4 separate regions of the Homo sapiens genome follow, and all the other regions are linked to region 2. Evidence: chromatin contacts called from ENCODE Hi-C or POLR2A ChIA-PET data. All regions are on one chromosome and are shown on one strand. Each heading gives the region's core, a stretch centred on a gene start or an enhancer-like site at or near the end of the contact. The rest is flanking DNA. Distances are from core to core; before and after follow the strand shown.

What was found. Hi-C counts contacts between places; a loop is a spot of excess contacts on that map. ChIA-PET counts read pairs that join two places held with the same protein, here RNA polymerase II (POLR2A). Pooled maps may share reads with other maps.
Region 1: a map of B cell shows a loop between it and region 2 (11-fold over the local background). The contact joins the enhancer-like site here to the promoter of FAM171A1-AS1 in region 2. A Hi-C loop is called at or near these places in 2 of 168 maps with a recorded cell type or tissue (B cell and naive thymus-derived CD4-positive, alpha-beta T cell), 1 of 37 single-sample maps with no recorded cell type and 7 of 50 pooled maps. POLR2A ChIA-PET finds 5 or more read pairs at or near these places in 7 of 52 experiments (B cell, BJ, GM12878 and 3 more).
Region 3: a map of naive thymus-derived CD4-positive, alpha-beta T cell shows a loop between it and region 2 (4-fold over the local background). The contact joins the enhancer-like site here to the promoter of FAM171A1-AS1 in region 2. A Hi-C loop is called at or near these places in 6 of 168 maps with a recorded cell type or tissue (CD4-positive, alpha-beta memory T cell, CD8-positive, alpha-beta T cell, HCT116 and 1 more), 3 of 37 single-sample maps with no recorded cell type and 12 of 50 pooled maps. POLR2A ChIA-PET finds 5 or more read pairs at or near these places in 8 of 52 experiments (A673, GM10248, GM12878 and 4 more).
Region 4: a pooled map shows a loop between it and region 2 (6-fold over the local background). The contact joins the promoter of ACBD7 here to the promoter of FAM171A1-AS1 in region 2. A Hi-C loop is called at or near these places in 3 of 168 maps with a recorded cell type or tissue (CD4-positive, alpha-beta memory T cell and naive thymus-derived CD4-positive, alpha-beta T cell), 2 of 37 single-sample maps with no recorded cell type and 13 of 50 pooled maps. POLR2A ChIA-PET finds 5 or more read pairs at or near these places in 5 of 52 experiments (GM10248, GM12878, Panc1 and 2 more).

Annotation. Positions count from the first base shown.
Region 1 is chr10:15,138,763-15,143,104 of GRCh38, forward strand. It overlaps NMT2 (N-myristoyltransferase 2), which reads right to left. Exons shown (of 12, transcript NM_004808.3): 2 at 2,660-2,795. LOC107984210 (a long non-coding RNA gene) reads left to right here. Exons shown (of 2, transcript XR_007062067.1): 1 at 1-1,090; 2 at 1,777-2,367. Among named protein-coding and RNA genes, the nearest start is that of NMT2, 28 kb to the right of the region's middle. Within about 2 kb of position 2,574, at least 2 of the 41 ENCODE cell types and tissues checked have a DNase peak (open chromatin) inside an H3K27ac peak, as active enhancers do; they include B cell, where a contact is called at or near this core.
Region 2 is chr10:15,206,228-15,210,924 of GRCh38, forward strand. It overlaps FAM171A1-AS1 (FAM171A1 antisense RNA 1), which reads left to right and starts at 2,360. Exons shown (of 3, transcript XR_007062068.1): 1 at 2,360-2,444. It overlaps LOC105376434 (a long non-coding RNA gene), which reads right to left and starts at 1,173. Exons shown (of 4, transcript XR_930699.2): 1 at 1,149-1,173. It overlaps LOC107984211 (a long non-coding RNA gene), which reads right to left. Exons shown (of 3, transcript XR_001747379.2): 1 at 4,066-4,697; 2 at 3,789-3,971; 3 at 2,030-2,972. RefSeq lists a silencer at 3,839-3,888.
Region 3 is chr10:15,104,125-15,108,749 of GRCh38, forward strand. NMT2 (N-myristoyltransferase 2) reads right to left here. Exons shown (of 12, transcript NM_004808.3): 12 at 1,646-4,625. RPP38 (ribonuclease P/MRP subunit p38) reads left to right here. Exons shown (of 3, transcript NM_183005.5): 3 at 1-133. The coding sequence ends at 42. Among named protein-coding and RNA genes, the nearest start is that of RPP38, 9.1 kb to the left of the region's middle. Within about 2 kb of position 2,452, at least 3 of the 41 ENCODE cell types and tissues checked have a DNase peak (open chromatin) inside an H3K27ac peak, as active enhancers do.
Region 4 is chr10:15,086,964-15,091,030 of GRCh38, forward strand. ACBD7 (acyl-CoA binding domain containing 7) reads right to left here and starts at 1,813. Exons shown (of 4, transcript NM_001039844.3): 1 at 1,754-1,813. The coding sequence starts at 1,765. ACBD7-DCLRE1CP1 (ACBD7-DCLRE1CP1 readthrough) reads right to left here and starts at 1,813. Exons shown (of 8, transcript NR_144471.1): 1 at 1,754-1,813. RefSeq lists a silencer at 1,598-1,987.

The sequences.
Region 1 (4,342 bases), core at 1,324-3,823, 67 kb before region 2:
AGCTTAAAGGGAAAGAGCCCCAGATTTTAAAAATGCAGCAGAAAAAAGCCCATCTTAAGACAATACTGACTTCCTCCAAATTAAGAAAAGAAATTCCCTACTGTGATGGTTACTACTGAGTGTCAACTTGATTGGATTGAAGGATACAAAGTATTGGTCCTGGGTGTGTCTGTGAGGGTGTTGCCAAAGGAGATTAACGTTTGAGTCAGTGGGCTGGGAAATGCAGACCCACCCTTAATCTGGGTGGGCACAATCTAATCAGCTGCCAGTGCAGCTAGGATACAAGCAGGCAGAAAAATGTGAAAAGAGAGACTGGCCTAGCCTCCCAGCCTCCATCTTTCTCCCATACTGGATGCTTCCTGCCCTCGAACATCAGGCTCCAAGTTCTTCAGTTTTGGAACTCAGACTGGCTCTCCTTGCTCCTCAGACTGCAGATGGCCTATTGTGGGACCTTATGATCATGTGAATTAATACTTAATAAACTCCCCTCTATCTATCTATCTATCTATCTATCTATCTATCTATCTATCTATCCATCCATCCATCCCATTAGTTCTGTCCCTCTAGAGAACCCTGACCAATACACCTACCATATAATGCCAAGAGTTCGCCACTGCCTGGCTTGGCTCTAGTTTCTCATAAGTGACCAGAGAGAGGGGAAAGGCTCACAGTCACTAGAGGTGGAAGGGATGGGCAGAGACCAATGGTGATGCTGAAAGCAACAGGAGATGTCCACGCTGCAGGTCAGGGATGCCACGTTTATCTGATGAAGCGACATTTAGAAACGGGAAGAGTGTTTTGCAAGCTTATGGTGGTATCCTCTATGAGTTACCTTGGAAAGCTGTATCTAGTGGGTAGCATATTTATTACCCGAGAACCAAGTTGAAAAGCTAGGGAAGAAGATTCCATTTTCTTCTCACCCTGCAGTCAGTCAGGGAAAAATTGGGGCAAGTAATTTTCCTTCTCAGTGATTCCTGGTTCTTTTGTGTAAAACAGGTGACAACATCAAAACTACCTGCAAGTCTCACTTCATGGAACACAACAGAAACTCTGCATAAGAAAAAAGGAAATCCACAAAGCTTGTAGAATGGTAACAACTACTATATATATATATATATATATATATATATATATATATATATATATATGCACTGTTTTAGGATGTAAAAACTCTTCAATAAAAATGCTCCAACTGGAACCTCAAGATCGAACTGCGAGTTAGAGAGAAGAGAAGGAACTGGGCTGAAGGAAGTGCAGTACCCAGGCAAAGGCACACAACTAGTGAGCAAGGGGGCAGAGACCAAGCTCAAGGTCTCAGACATCACCCCTTGAGCTGTTTCCACAATACCACATGCTACTCACATTGATTGACTGATTGATTGATTGACATGGTCTCTGTCGCCAGGCTGCAGTGCAGTGGCGTGATCTTGGCTCACTGCAACCTCCACCTCCCAGGCTCAAGCTATCCTCCCACCTCAGCCTCCCAAGTAGCTAGGACTACAGGTGCATGCCACCGTGCCTAACTAACTTTTTGTATTTTTAGTAGAGACAGGGTTTTGCCATGTTGCCCAGGCTGGTCTTGAACTCCTGGGCTCAAGGGATCCGCCTGCCTTGGCCTCCCAAAGTGCTGGGACTACAGGCATGAGCCATCGTGCCCAGCCTATTCACAATAATTTATTTGTAGGTACGATCATCAAAATCATCTCTATTTTGTAATATTTCTAATTCTACCCCTTTTCTTTCTTTTCTTTCTTTTTCTTTTTTTATTTTTTTCAGCCAGGGTCTCTCACTGTTGTCCAGGATGAAGTGCAGTGGTGTGATCATAACTCACTGCAGCCTTGAACTCCTGGGCTCAATGGATCCTCCCACCTCGGCCTCCCAAAGTGCTGGGACTACAGGCGTGAGCCACCGTGCCTGGCTGGTTCTACCCTTTTCACTGTGAGTTTCTTGCATCAAGAGGGCTTTGTGTTTCCCAGAGGCCCAGCATACAGGGTGCCTGGGGGTTGGCTCCACAGACAGGGATGGCTGCCATCTGTGCCACCAGACACCCACGCAGTACAATCAACCCTCTTCTTGGCCACCATCTGCCAACACGGGGCCCAGCTGGACAACTTCTGGTTTGGTTTAAACTAGGAGAATGTCAGGAACTATTTCCCACCCTTGGCATTAGAATGAAGAACGACCGCTGCAAACTGGTTTAATTCAAAGTCAACGAGAGACTTACCCATGGCTGCTCCCGCTGAAATCTGCTGCCAGATGGTGTTGTGCTATTCAGGTAATTAGACAGACACCCAGAAAAATTACAATGTGAATATCTTCTGAACGAAAAGTAATCAAATATTAAAGTGTAATTTCAAAAAAACCTAACAAGCTCACACTGAGACTTTCTTCTAGAACGACAATCTAAATACAAATTCACTGAGAAAAGGGAAAAACACAGCAGGTATCCACACACACACAAAAGCACAGTGTACCCCTTCGTTATTTGGGTGCCAAAGTCCATTTTAAGGAGGCTGTCAAGAGCTTCCAGTTACTAGTGGCATTCAACACACAGTCACAACAAAGTCCCTACACATCTGATGCAGCAGCGCGCTAAACTGCGTAAACCCACTCATGCACGAGAAACCACACAGAGGAAAAAATAAAACAGAGCTCTCACTTTCGAAGGCTGCTGAATTTTAATCTCCTGGGAATCAGATGCCGAGTCTGACTTGGTGCCTCCGGAATTTGGTTTCTCCTTTTTTCTCTTCTGTTTCTTCTTTTTCTTTTTGGCTCCCAAATACCCTCCAGGACTTCTGCAGGAAATGCAAAGATGGTGAAACCAACCAACAAACAAAAATCATTAAATGAAATTGAATTGCATACAATTAATCATTTCAAAAAACACAGCTGTTACATGCAGTAGAAAATAACTGTGTTAGGATGTAGGTGAGGAATAAAAGGTAGTGGAGTGAAGACGGTAACAGGCAATGCAGAAGAATACCAGCCCCCGCTCAGTCATCCTGCAGGTGCTTAGAAGTCACGAAGCAGGAAGATTGCAGAGATAAACCACATTTTATAACTGAAGTAAAATAGTTTCCACGGTTATCACTACTCTCCTAATCTACGTTTAAGTCAGCTTTCGGGAGGAGAGATACATGATATGAAAAACTCCATTATCAAGATCTCTTGGGTACGACAGAACACTAATCTTGAAGCAACAGAACTAAACAAACCACTTTTTTGCAGAGGAGGAAATGTTCCCTGATAAAGATTTTTACTAGGGGGGCTAACAATGAAAAGCTTTAAGTGTCTAACTACAGAGAGAGACCCTGTCACAAACAATCACAAACAAAACACAAAGTGCTAGTTTTGTTACCTAGCATCTAGGTTATAAAGGAACTTTTCTTTCCACTGGTTATTCATGTTTTAAAGTAATGAACTTTTCCATTTAAAATGGATAATTCCTCTGTGACATCCAAATATGAAAGGCATGTGCAATAGTGAGAGAAACTGTTTAAGAACTAAGCACGCTGTTGGGCACAGTGGCTCATGCCTGTAATCCCAGCACTTTGGGAGGCTGAGGCAGGTGGATAGCTTGAGCCCAGGAGTTCAAGACCAGCCTGGGCAATAAGGGGAAACCCAGCCTCTACCAAAAGGAAAAAAAAAAATTAGCCAGGTACAGTGGCACGCACTTGTAGTCCCAGCTACTCAGGAGGCTGAGGTGGGAAGATAGCTTCAGCCTGGGAGACGGAGGTTGCAGTGAGCCAAGATTGTGCCACTGCACTCTGGCCTGGGCAACAGAGCTGGAGAAAAAGAAAAAAGAACTGAGCACTTGAGCTATAGATTCATATTTCCACTCCAATTCTAAAATAGAAAACAGTGCTTATTTTGGAAGATACATTAAGACTTTGTCAAATGGTACCCTAGTGGTTTAAAAATAGTAAGGTTTTGCCACCTCACAACAAGCAGTTTATTTTCATCAATAGAATCAAATTTGTGCTATCATGATGTTTATATTTAAAATCACCTGGTGGCCAAGGACACTCATCAATATCTGACTAGCAATTGGGATTAAACAAACATATCACAGCCAGGTACATGAGCTAGAAATATGCTGCAGATACGTTCAGTTTTGTATATTCTCTGGTTTGGGAGTAGGACTATTTTAGGCTTTCCTCTCCCGGTGTTCCTATTGCTGGCACCCTGTGAATTGGTGAATCCGTTGTACTGTTATAGTGTGATTTATGTATGCATTTGTATGTGCTACTTAAGAAGTCTATTCTTAATTGCGTCCCTAAGGTCTCCAATGCCTCACACCAGTACATACTAATACAAATGCTTGTGGAATGAATGAGTGGAT
Region 2 (4,697 bases), core at 1,110-3,609:
GAAGGTGCTACCAGGCTGTAAAGTAGCTTCAATGTTTCTAAAGCAGTGGTCTACAAGCCTGTGTATGAGAATCAGCTAGGGAGAGTTTTTGTTTGTTTGTTTTGTTTTTAAACCAGTTTCACCTACAGAGATCCTAATTCAATCAGTCTGTGGTGGGGCCCAAATGCTTTAATATTTTTTTTCCAGCTCCCAGGGGATGCTAACATGTATCCATGGTTTGGATCCATGTCCCCGCCAAATCTCATGTTGAAATGTGATCCCCAGTGTTGGAGGTGGGCCTGGTGGGAGGGGCTTGGATCACAGGGGTACCTCTCATGAATGGCTTGGTGCTGTTCCCTTGCTGATGAGTGAGTCCACGTGAGATCTGGTTTAAAACTATGGCACCTCTCTTGCTCCCACTCTGGCCATGTGTGATGCCTGCTCCTGCTCTGCCTTCTGCCATGATTGTAAACTCCCTGAGGCCTCCCCAAGTAGATGCTGGTGCCATGCTTCCTGTACAGCCTGCAGAACCATAGCCAGTTAAACCTGTTTTCTTTATAAATCACCCAGCCTCAGGTATTCCTTTACAGCAACACAGGAATGGCCTAACACCCCAGGTTTGAGCAACACTGTTCTATAGTTACATGCACATTATCTTATTACCATAGAGCAACTCAATTCAAGAATTCAAGAACGGCTGCCATGTTTTACAGAGGTATTGCTTTCAGTAGCAAATTATGGTGATTGGGGACTTACCCTAACATTATTGCCTTGTAGACAGTGTCCTAACACATGTTTCCAGACAAATCTTTAAGAAGGCTGCACCTTCACAGAGCTCACTGGCTATCTTCAGACACCAGGCAAAACATCCCCTTTGAGCAAAGGAGATATTACTCAGCTGAAGCTTGCAGAAAGCAGTACGATGGGGCCGGGCACCATGGCTCACGCCTGTAATCCCAGCACTTTGGGAGACCGAGGTGGGCAGATTACTTGAGGCCAGGAGTTCGAGACTTGCCTGGCCAACATGGTTGTATTAGGGTTCTCTAGAGGGATATAACTAATGGAATATATATATTATATATAATAATATATATATATACACACACACACATGCACATACATATATACACACATATGTATATATAAAGGGGAGTTTATTATTAACTCACATGATCATAAGGTCCCACAATAGGCCGTCTGCAGTCTGAGGAGCAAGGAGAGCCAGTCCGAGTTCCAAAACTGAAGAACTTGGAGCCTGATGTTCGAGGGCAGGAAGCATCCAGCACGGGAGAAAGATGGAGGCTGGGAGGCTAGGACAGTCTCTGTTTTCACATTTTTCTGCCTGCTTTGTATTCTAGCTGTGCTGGCAGCTGATTAGGTGGTGACCACCCAGATTAAGAGTGGGTCTGCCTCTCCCAGCCCACTGACTCAAATGTTAATCTCCTTTGGCAACACCCTCACAGACACGCCCAGGATCAATACTTTGTATCCTTCAATCCAATCAAATTGACATTCAGTAGTAACTATCAAAATGGTGAAACCCCATCTCTACTAAAAACACAAAAGTTAGCCATGGTAGTACATGCCTGTAGTCCCAGTTACTAGGGAGGCAGAGGCAGGAGAACTTCTTGAACCCAGGAGGCAGAGGTTTCAGTGAGCCAAGGTAGCGCCACTGCACTCCAGCCTGGGTGAAAGAGTAAGACTCTGTCTCAAAAAAACAAACAAACAAAAGTAATAGAATGGGGAAAAAGAGATGCCACTGTTTTGTCTACCATTTTCCTTAAAAAGTAGCTGAGAAGCAGCTGATATAGCCCCAAAATGACCATTGTCACACTAGAGCAACAAGATTAGGGAACTGTAAGATACTAGTAATAGTTCAGAGAAATAAACTGTTTTTGTAATTTACAACTTACAAAAACTTTGATATGTATTGTCTCACTTGAATTCAACTCACCCAGAGGTGAGGAGAGCAAATACCCCCAACCTCTTGCTAAAGCATCAGAAGTGAGTCACCTGTCTGTTGGTCAGAGCCAGGCCTGACACCCAGAGCTTCTTCTCCAAATCCTAGATTTTAATAATTAGCATGGTTTACTTATGCCTTAGACCCTCATTATGGAGTGCTGAATGCATACTGTAGACAGATAGCAGAGGGTGCCAGTGAGGTGAGATGGGGCAGCAGCATGCAGAGGTGGCTGCACACTGGGCCGAGTGTCAGGAGATGAGGCCCACCTCTGTGTGGTCACCCATTGCATATGTGGAAAGGTCAACACAACACTTGTGACTTCAGCCTTCAATTTCCTCTGCTGTGAGACCACCAAGCCTCTTTCAGGTTCTTCTATTCCTGCCCATCCTGTTAAGGTGCAAAAGCCTAGCAATGCGAGAATTATGAGCCACTTTGAAGGTACCAAAATACCAACCTGAAACAACTCACAATGGCTGCGAAGAATGGAAAAAACATTTGCCAGGTATTTTAGTGTATATTTACAATTACAGCTTTGAAAATCATTTTTTTTTTTTGGCGGGGAGGAGAAGACTTGCAATTTCTATTTCGCCTGGAGTTTAGCTGGCTTTCTCCCTGATCTATGAGAGCAACTGCCTTTCTCCTTGTCACTGCCTTCTCCTGTTTGAAGGACCATGACAACCATCATGCCCTTTTCAAGTTCTCTGTGATGTCATAAAAGTCCCCAAGACATAATTGCAACTTGCTTTAACTATGGTGTCAATGCAGCAAACAAGAAATCGTGGAATATCAATATGGTTGAAAAATCACCCCCCATTTCTAACTTTACTCATTTTTATGAGGTCCTCTAGGTCTAAACACCTGCATAAGCGATGTCTGTGAGAGGGTGAACACAAGAAATCACACTGAGTTTGTCATGCTTGTGGCCTACGTACCATTCTGTGGCTTTCTGGTTTCCTTCCTTTTTGGTTTTGGTTTCATTTTCTTGGGTGCGATGCCTCTTTGTTTTTGCATTTGTCTGTGCTAGTTTATCCTAAATAAAGTTCCAAATGCACAGGGTCACTATCACTTAAATGATGTTGTGTATCCCCTGGCAGAGCTTAGGGCACACACTTTCTTTTCTTTTCTTTTCTTTTTTTTTTTTTTGAGACGGAGCTTCGCTCTTGTTGCCCAGGCTGGAGTGCAGTGGCGTGATCTCGGCTCACCGCAACCTCTGCCTCCCGGGCTCAAGCAATTCTCCTGCCTCAGCCTCCCGAGTAGCTAGGATTACAGGCACCCACCACCACACCCAGCTAATTTTTGTATTTTTAGTGGAGACAGGGTTTCACCATGTTGCCCAGGCTGGTCTTGAACTCCTGACCTTAAGAGATCCACTCACCTCAGCCTCCCAAAGTGCTGGGATTACAGGCCTGAGCTGCCACGCCCAGCCTTATGTATTTCATTATACAGATTATTATGTATTCCATTTGTAAGTTCTGTCCTATGCATCCTTTATCAGGGACATTTATAATTTAAGTGCATTCATTTCCAGAGAGCTGGCTGTTTAAGCCGTGCACCACTGTTTCTAGCTGGGTGACCTCAATTACTTAACCACTAAGCCTCAACTTCAGTGCAAAACAAAGAAGAATAAACATTCCTTCCTTGAAAGATTTTGAGGATTGAATGCAATGATTGTTTCCAATACATTGTTTCCAGGTAGAGACTCCAGGAACCTCAGTCCCCTTCTCTCCACCCACCTCACCTTGGGGAGAGACCCAGTGGCAGATTCACCCCTGTGCACGCCCACCCCTACTTTCCCAGAGTGGCCCTGTGTGTCTGGACTAAACCGTTACAGGTGGGGAAAACTCACCACTAGGGGGCGGGAGCAAGATGCCTTTGATGGCTGTCGTCCTTCAGACCACGTAACTGATTTGGAATACTGTGACATATTCACCCTTCCACCCTCCGTGGGGAGAGAGAGGATAAATGTGTAAAGTCTGTGGCCACGGTGCTGCATTCAGAGAATCCCACTCTAGTGATCAGCGTTGGCATCCTGAGAAAATGAGAACCACTGAGCCCCAGTTAGGACAACTGTTAAAATGTGATAAAAATCTTCAGCCGACCCAGTTGCCCTTCTGCAAACCCACCTGCTTGTTGTCCTCGGCACACGGCATGCTGTGACTGCTGCTGGCTGCTTAATACATCGGGGCCCATCCAGGTGAGTCTCACCTAAGGAGGAGTCAGCAAAGCAGTCTTCTCCACCCCCATCTTCCTGCCAGATCTCTCAGGATCAGCGCTTACAGTTAATGTGCTACCCGACTTTCCCAGGTAACATGCATTAAATGAGGCTCTTCTAGAAACTGACGTTTTAAGGAGGTGATTCCATTGGCGGCAACCTTAGAGCCGCAAAGGACTGGGGTCAATGACAGCAGAGAGGTCTTCCGGGACTTCCTCCCTCGTCCCTCCTCATCTAGGTCTGGCCCTGGATTTTCCTGGAGGAGCAACTTCCTTATTCTTTTCAGGGGAGCTGACCAACGCCTTCTCCCTGGAGTCTTAGCCAGGTCTGCAAGGATGCCCCTGCCACTTACTGGTGAGATGTCCACTCCCGCGCAAAGGGCGTCTCACTCCTTAGGCCCCCAGGCTCCCATCTGGCTAGCTGTCCCACTGTCAAGGACTTGCTCAACTATTTTCCCCCTTAAAAGCCAAACAGGCAACACCACCACTTGAGAATGAAAATCATCAAAACCACTGTGATTAGTTCTTTGCCTGCATGGAATTC
Region 3 (4,625 bases), core at 1,202-3,701, 100 kb before region 2:
ATAAGGAAACCACCCAAAAGTAAAAAAGCTACTCCAAAGTAATCTTGCATAAACTTGTCATGTCATACAGTTTGTGAAAGGACACCTTGTAAAGAAGCCTTGAAACTAATAAAATGAGTTATACTTACATAGATTCATAGGGTCCTGTTTGGTAATATTCAAATGTGTAAGACTCTTTGTAACTATGGCACAGATATACTAAGTGCAGGAAATATTCAAAATTAGGAATAGCCAAACAGACATTTATTGAAACTAGTGTTCATGCGTGTGTAAATTGACTTTTTCTTTTTCTTTTTTTTTTTTTTGAGACAGTTTCACTCTTGTTGTCCAGGCTGGAGTGCAATGGTGCGGTCTCAGCTCACTGCAACCTCCTCCTCACGGGTTCAAGCAATTCTCCTGCCTCAGCTTCCCAAGTATCTGGGACTACAGGTGCGCACCACCATGCCTAGCTAAGTTTTGTATTTTTAGTAGACACGGGGTTTTACCATGTTGGCCAGGATGGTTTCCGTCTCTTGACCTCGTGATTTGCCCACGTCAGCCTCCCAAAGTGCTAGGATTACAGCTGCGAGCCACCGTGCCTGGCCTTTTTTTTTTTTTTTTTGAGACAGAGTTTCGTTCTGTCGCCAAGGCAGGAGTGCAGCGGCGCAATCTCGGCTCACTGCACCCTCCACCACCCAGATTCAACGATTCTCCTGTCTCAGCCGCCTGAGTAGCTGGGATTGCAGGTGCCCACCACCACACCCAGCTCATTTTTTTGTATTTTTAGTAGAGATGGGGTTTCACCATGTTGGTCAGGCTGGTCTCGAACTGACCTCGTGATCCACCTGCCTTGTCCTCCCAAAGTGCTGAGATGACAGACGTGAGCAGCCGCGTCCAGCCTAAATTGACTTTTTCAAAGGCTGGTAGAGTGCCTGTGAGCAAGAATATCTGTGTCATACAACGCTTAGCATTTTCCTATCAAACCTGGAAAATGTACCACAGTAAATGTTCTAGTCAGTCAGGTAGATGGAACTGAATTGGGGAAGCATTATCAGTTTTAAAGGAAAGATCCCAAATGCCAAGCAATCCATTGTCTTCAGAAGCAACACATCATTTTTCACTTCATGTCAATTTGACTTTTAGGAAGGAATAGACATGAGCTTGGGAGAAAGACTTAATATTTAGAGAAAAAATATCAAAAATATAGAAAAAGTCAGATAAGGTTATTTTGACTGGGTACAGTTCACCCCCATTACGTGATTCACTTACCTCCTTGGAAATCTAACGTATAAAAGGTATGATGGTAATTGGATGAAATGTGGCCAAAAGATTAAAAAAACTGAGGAGCTTGGGTTCTCAGAGGTGGGTGTGTGACAAGAGTCCTTCAGGTTAGGAGATGGAGCATAACCGATGCTCTGTTAGAGTGTCTGCTGTTTACAGTGTGTATGGAAAAGTTACTTTCTGTAATTTAGAAGGAAGGTATTTACTAAAGATTTTTCCAGCTGAAAGTCTGGCTGACTCATGGATTATGCCATCTCTCGATTTAAATTTTACTTAGTGCCATCTTGGCCAAAAAGAAGAAAAAAAGATACCTTATTGAATAGAACATTTTCATTATAGACAAAGTACAGTACAATGCAGTTTTAAATCTACAAGAAACTATCCATTGCATTTCAATTTAGTTTTAATAGCTACTTCATAAGCAAGCAGTTTAATTCTCGAAAATGTTAATTAGTAATCTGCTTCAATTATGGAGGCAAATGTAGTTATTATTCTATTTAAAAGTGGTTAATAATTTGATAACAAATTATGTAAATGACTCTTTAAAGGAGCAGTGTAACTGTCACCGTGAGGTAAGCTCATGACAAAGTTTCCAACTGGCAATGCTGCAGTTATTTATTTTACTTTCGAGATAGAGTCTCACTCTGTTGCCCAGGCTGGAGTGCAGTGGTGTGATCCCGGCTCACTGCAACCCCGCCTCCTGGGTTCAAGCGATTCTCCTGCCTCAGCCTCCTGAATAGCTGGGATTACAGGTGCACACCCCCATGTCCGGCTAGTTTTTGTAATTTTAGTAGAGATAGGGCTTCACCATGTTGGCCAGGCTGGTCTCAAGACTCCTGACCTCAAGTGATCTGCTCACCTTGGCCTCCCAAAGTGCAGGGATTACAGGTGTGAGCCACCGTGCCTGGCTGATTCTGCAATTATTTGAAAACCTACTTTGTATAGACTTTGTGGCATGAAAATGAGTGGGAAGTAAAGTCCTAAATTAGAGCCTTGACTCCAGGTTAAGTCAAAATCTCATTTACTTAATGCTGGTATCTCAAACCCTGTTCCAGTGAATGAGGACTGTTTTGTTTCTTGAAGCCTTTCTCCTGTTAAGAAAGAACGCTAATGCAATTAGGGTGGAACCATCTGAAATTCCAAGTCTTCCATTATCTCCAAGAGAGGTCCTATATTATGTACTACTGTGGGGCCCAGTCGCCCTCTGGTGGTAGTCTCAGGGATGTCACAGCTGTGGGTTGGTCTTTAGAATCACGGCAACCTATAGAAAGGAGAGTTCCAACTCCTTCGTAGTGACCAAGGTCAACAAACTTTCTGTAAAAGACCAGAGAGTGAATATCTTAGGCTTTGCAGGCCACACAATCTGTCACAACAACTCAACTCAGCTTTGTAGTGTGAAGCAGCCATAGGCAATATGTAAATGAAAGTGGCTGTGGCCAAGAGTGGTGGCTCATGTCTATAATCCCAGTACTTTGGGAGGCCAAGGCAGAAGGATCACTTGAGGCCAGGAGTTAAAGACCAGCACGGGAAACATAGCAAGACCTTGTCTCTACAAAAAATGAAAAACTTAGCCAGGCGTGGTGGTATGCACGCCCAGCTAGTTCTTTTTCTTCAAAAAGACGCTGAAGCAGGAGGATCATTTTAACCCAGGAGTTTGGGGCTGCAGTGAGCTGTTGACTGTGCCACTGTATTCTAGCCTGGACAATAGAGTGAGACCCTGTCCTAAAAAAAAAAAAAAAAAAAGTATGGCTATGTTCCAATAAAACCTTATTGAGGGACACCGGAATTTGAATTTTGTGTAATTTGCACATGTCACAAAATGATGTCATTTTTTGGCTTTTTCTCCTCAACCATTCCAGAAAATAAAAACATTCTTAGCCTGTGGGCTACACAAAAATAAGCAATGGGCTGGATTTAGCCCACAGGCCATAGTTTGGTGGCCCCTGCCTGGGATAAGATATGATTGGTTTCACTGGACTCATAACTTGAAGGAAATGCCATCATGTCTAAAACAATTAACTTCTGCACTGAACTTCCTAGGCACTGGCCCAGTAAAAGCAGGGAAAAGTATCTACTTTTGTTTTTTGAGACGGAGTCTTGCACTGTCACCCAGGCTGGAGTGCAGTGGCACGATCTTGGCTCACTGCAACTTCCGCCTCCTGGGTTCAAGTGATTCTCCTGCCTCAGCCTCCTAGCAGCTGGGATTACAGGCACCCGCCACCACACCCAGCTAGTTCTTTTTGAATTTTTAGTAGAGATGGGGTTTCACCATGTTGGCCAGGCTGGTCTCGAACCCCTGACCTCAAATGTTTCGCCCGCCTTGGCCTCCCAAAGTGCTGGGATTACAGGCGTGAGCCACCACACCCAGCCAAGGCATCTACTTTGTGGTATCTGAGTTGAGGCCAGGCTACGTGGCCTCGGTTAGCATCTTATTTTTCCCGCAGATTATTGGCAATATAAACACACATCTGTAAGCCATGAAAGTTTTTCAAATTCTAGATTAAAAACACCATCAGTAACAAAATTATGAATACTTATTTACAAATAAGACATTTTCCATTAGCATGACACATGACAGTTTTCATGATAAAATCAGCATAGAGGAGTATGTGCAATTTTGCATAAGTAATAAAAACATTCAAACTATCAATGCCCTGATAGCACGAATAAGTTCCACCAGGCATCTCTTTTGACTTTACAGTTTTTTATTTCCTTTTCTTCATATATCCTTGATGTTGCTGAGAAGAAACTGAACTTTGCACAACAGCAGAAAAGTCTAGTTAGTCGCGGGTACAGGCTCTTTCTTTTTTTTTTTTTTTGAGACGGAGTCTCACGCTCTGTCACCCAGGCTGGAGTGCAGTGGCTCGATCTCGGCTCACTGCAACCTCACCTCTCAGGTTCAAGCGATTCTCCTGCCTCAGCCTCCCAAGCAGCTGGGACTACAGGCACACGCCACCACGCCCGGCTAATTTTTGTATTTTTAGTAGAGATGGGGTTTCACTATGTTGGCCAGAATGGTCTCGATCTCCTGACCTCATGATCTGCCCACCTTGGCCTCCCAAAGTGCTGGGATTACAGGCGTGAGCCACCACGCCCGGCCTCAGGCTCTTTCAGAGAGCACAGTGAGTGCTTGCACAAAACTCTGCTTTTGAAGCAATCCACTGACCTGGTAAAGATCAAAGTACAAACTTGCATGTTTATTGATTCGGCAACTCTGCTTATGGAGAAATACATGTACTAGTCACCAGTACATTTTAATATTGCTCTGCACTTAAACAACCACCACCTGTCACTGAGCTACAGAAGTGTTGATTCCATAAATGTTCCCAGTGATACCATGTAAGGTGATACCAGTAAAAAAAATT
Region 4 (4,067 bases), core at 563-3,062, 120 kb before region 2:
GATTGCGCCATTGCACTCCAGCCTGGGCAACAAGAGTGAAACTCCATCTCAAAAAAAAAAAAAAAAAATAGCCAGGTGTGGTGGCAGGTGCCTGTGGTCCAAGCTACTTGGGAGGCTGAAGTGGCAGGATCACTTGAGCCCAGGAGGTCAAGGCTGCAGTGAGCTGAGATCATGCCATTGCACTCCAGCCTGGGTGACAGAGTGAGACCCTGTCTCAAAACAAACAAACTAAATGTTCCACCACAAGCTTATCCTTATTGGACTTCTACCACATGCCAAACATTGTTTTAAATGCTTTATACATATAACTCATTTAATGTATCTCTCCTGCATTTTTAGATAAAGAAACTGAGGCACGGAGAGGTTAACTATGTCACAGGCTAAGTAGAAGTGAGGCACACATTTGAACCCAGATGGCCCTGAAGTATGTATTACAACTTTACGCAGGATAACGTCTTGCCTGACTGAAATGGTTAAAGAAGTGAGCCACGTTCTATGAAATTTTGTGCATGTAAAAGATTACATTTTAGAGGCCGGGCGTGGTGGCTCACGCCTGAAATCCCAGCACTTTGGGTGTCCAAGGCGGGTGGATCACTTGAGGTCAGGAGTTGGAGACCAGTCTGGCCAACACAGCGAAACCCCATCTCCACTAAAAATAGAGAAAAATAGCCAGGAGTGGCGGCGCACGCCTATAATCCCAGCTATTTGGGAGGCTGAGATAGGAGAATCACTTGAACTTGGGAGGCGGAGGTTGCGGTGAGCTGAGATTGCACCACTGCACTCCAGCCTGGGTGACAGAGTGAGACTCCATCTCAAACAGCCTGGGTGACAGAATGAGACTCCATCTTAAAAAAAAAAAAAAAAAATTACAAAAATCAGCCGGGCGTGGTGGCGTGCACCTGTAACCCCAGCTACTGCGGAGGCTGAGACATGAGAATCGCTTACACCTGGGAGGTGGAGGTTGCAGTGAGCAGAGGTTGCAGTGAGCAGAGATCGCACCAACTGCGCCTCAACCTGGGCAACAGAATGAGACTCTGTCTCAAAAAAGAAAAATAAAATTACATTTTAGAATATTTAATAATGAGAAAATGCTCATATTACTGTTTTACGTGTAGGAATAAAACTATATACACAATAACATCATAGGTATGTGTGTAGATATATGCCACACACATACACACATGGAAAATAACATACTAGGACATACTAGGAATTACCCTAGCATGTAGCAGTGATTATCACCTGGGTGAAGGAATTATCATTGGATTATTATCAGTAATTATTACTTTATATTTGTTGTCTTTTCCAAAGTTTTCCACCCTTAACAATTTTTTTCACATACCTATAAAACAGTATTTTTAAATTGGAGCCTCACAGATCTCTTCTGCTCAGTATGACACTAAGAGAGGTCCTGGAGGTCCCAACGAGCGAAGGGGCGGGAGCGGGGGATCTCGACTCCCTCTCGGAGACGGAGAGGAGGAGGCCCGCTCCGTGCTCCCCGGCGCTCCTGCCTTGCCTGCTTTTCCGCTCACCCGGCCCCTGGGGTCCGGAAGGGTTGCCCTGGGAGCCCTGGCTCGCCGTCAGCAGGCACAGGTGCGGTCTACACTGCCATCTGGGGCGCTGGGGAAGGAGTGGGCGTGTCCCCCGGGTCACCGCCGACCGCTCCCAGGGGCGCCAAGCCCACCCGGAGCCCCACTTAAGCACTCCCCTCGCGGAGCGCCCCTCCCGCGTGGCCTCCCCGCGCCCCGGGTACCTGCAGGGCCATGGTGGCGGCTGCCGCGTTGTTGCTGCTGCTGTTGTCGTCCGGTGCTCTGCCCCCTCTCGCACCCACCGCTTCTTAAACGGCCGCGTCTCCTCCGGCCGCTGCCATTGGCCGCGCTCCCGGCCCGGCCGCCTCCCATTGGTCGCGGGCGCGGGGGCGAGGCTGGGCGGTGAGCGGTACTGCACGCCGGGTTCCCCAGGCTGCAAATGGAAAGGCGAAGACAGGAGAATTTAAATGAGTTTCTCTCCGCTCTTGGCTCTCTCTTCTATTCTTTCTCAAGCGGTTCTTTGCAGGAAACCCAGAGAGGTCTCCGTAGGGCACAGGCCTCCCCTGGAATGCCTTCGAAAGAAAGAAAGAAGGAGAGAGACAGAGAGAGAGAGAGAGAGAGAAAAAATATATATATATATAGAGAGAGAGATATATATTTATCTAGAGAGACCCGCCCCAACTCTCTTAAAATACATATGTAATTTTTTCAATTTAAAAAAATTTATACATGTAAATATGTATTGGCCGGGCGCGGTGCCTCACGCCTGTAATCCCAACACTTTGGGAGGCTGAGGCCGGCAGATCACCTGAGGTCGGGAGTTCGAGACCAGCCTGACCAACATGGAGAAACCCTGTCTCTACTAAAAATACAAAATTAGCCGGGTGTGGTGGCGCATACCTGTAATCCCAGTTACTCGGGAGGCTGAGGCAGGAGAATCGCTTGAACCCGGGAGGTGGAGGCTGTGGTGAGCCAAGATTGCACCATTGCACTCCAGCCTGGGCAACAAGTGTGAAACTCCGTCTCAAAAAAAAAAAAGAATAAGTAAATATGTATTTAAAATTTTATAAATTAAAAATTTATATATATAAATTTTTTTCAGAGGTTGGGGTCTTCCTAGGTATATATATATTATATATTTTTTCTCTAAAAATTATATATAAATTTATATATATTTAAAATGTTAAAAATTAAAAATTTTATAAATTAAAAGTGCAAATTAAAAAATATATATATATGTGTTTTTTTTTTTTTTAAGAGAGGTGGTGGGGGGGGCGTCTCACTAGGTTGCCCAGGCTGGTCTCGAACTCCTGACCTCAAGCGATCCTCCCACCTCGGCTTCCCGAAGCACAGGATTCCTTCTTTATACATACTTCTCTCATGTCCATTATTCCTAGAAACGTGGATGATGGATGTGTCTCCTCCACGCTGCCTCCAGGCGCTGTTTATCATGAGAGAAAGTGGCCTGTGGTTTGCACCTCTTCTCTTTATAAAGCAAAACCACCTAAATTCTGGACACATGCTATAATCAGCTTAACTTGTTTTTAATTATGGTAAAGGCACAGGACTAAACGCCTATTCAATTTGACTCAGTTTTCTAGGGGAACAAACCCAATGTCACTCCAAGTCTGCAGACACACCGAATAGGATTACATTTCCAAAGGACTGGAACCGAATTGGGTGGTCACATGAGAAGCTAATTTCCGACACTTCGCATAAATAGTAGCATTGGTGGAGAAGGGTGACTGGGAGAAAAAAGAAACTCAATGTCAGCAAAGTGACTGAGCTTCAACGTACAACAATGCAACAAGAAACCTTTCAGCTTGCTTTTGCATAAAGCTACATTTTTAAAATATTTGCGTTTTCATGAAAATCTTTTTTTTTCTCCTCACAAATATTTTCCTGGTGAAATCAGTGCATTTCCAAGTGAAGGACCAAAAGCAAAATGTTAGAAAAACCTACTGGGCAGTTGTTTGTGTTTGAAGTCCTAGATGATGGGAAAGGTCCCGTGGGGGTACTGAGGCTCATGGCAGCTTCAGCACAGCCAGGCCTTTCTCTGTTAGCCTAGTCCTGGCTGCGGGCAGAACCCGGTCTGTGGTGTTTCAGCAGGAAATACTGCACTGAGTTCAGGTATCAGTCCATATCTTCAGCTGAGACATTCTGGAATTATCGTCACTGTAAGAATCCAGAAGAGGAGAGGGATGGACGCTACATTGTTCTCTGCTTTTTTCTCTAAATCCAGAATGTTCTTTTAAGACCTCTTTTGAAAGTATTTTCTTCTCCTGGGTTGCCATTCCCCATCTCATTGCCTAGCCATGTGTGTCTTGTCTTGAGATGCAAGAAGGGGCCAGGCGCGGTGGCTCACGCCTGTAATCCCAGCACTTTGGGAGGCCGAGGTGGGCAGATCACTTGAGGTCAGGAGTTCAAGACCAGCCTGGCCAACATGGCAAAAACCCTTCTTCTAAAAATACAAAAATTAGCTAGGCATGCTGGTGGGCACCTGTAATCCCAGCTACTTGAGAGGCTGAGGCAAGGAGA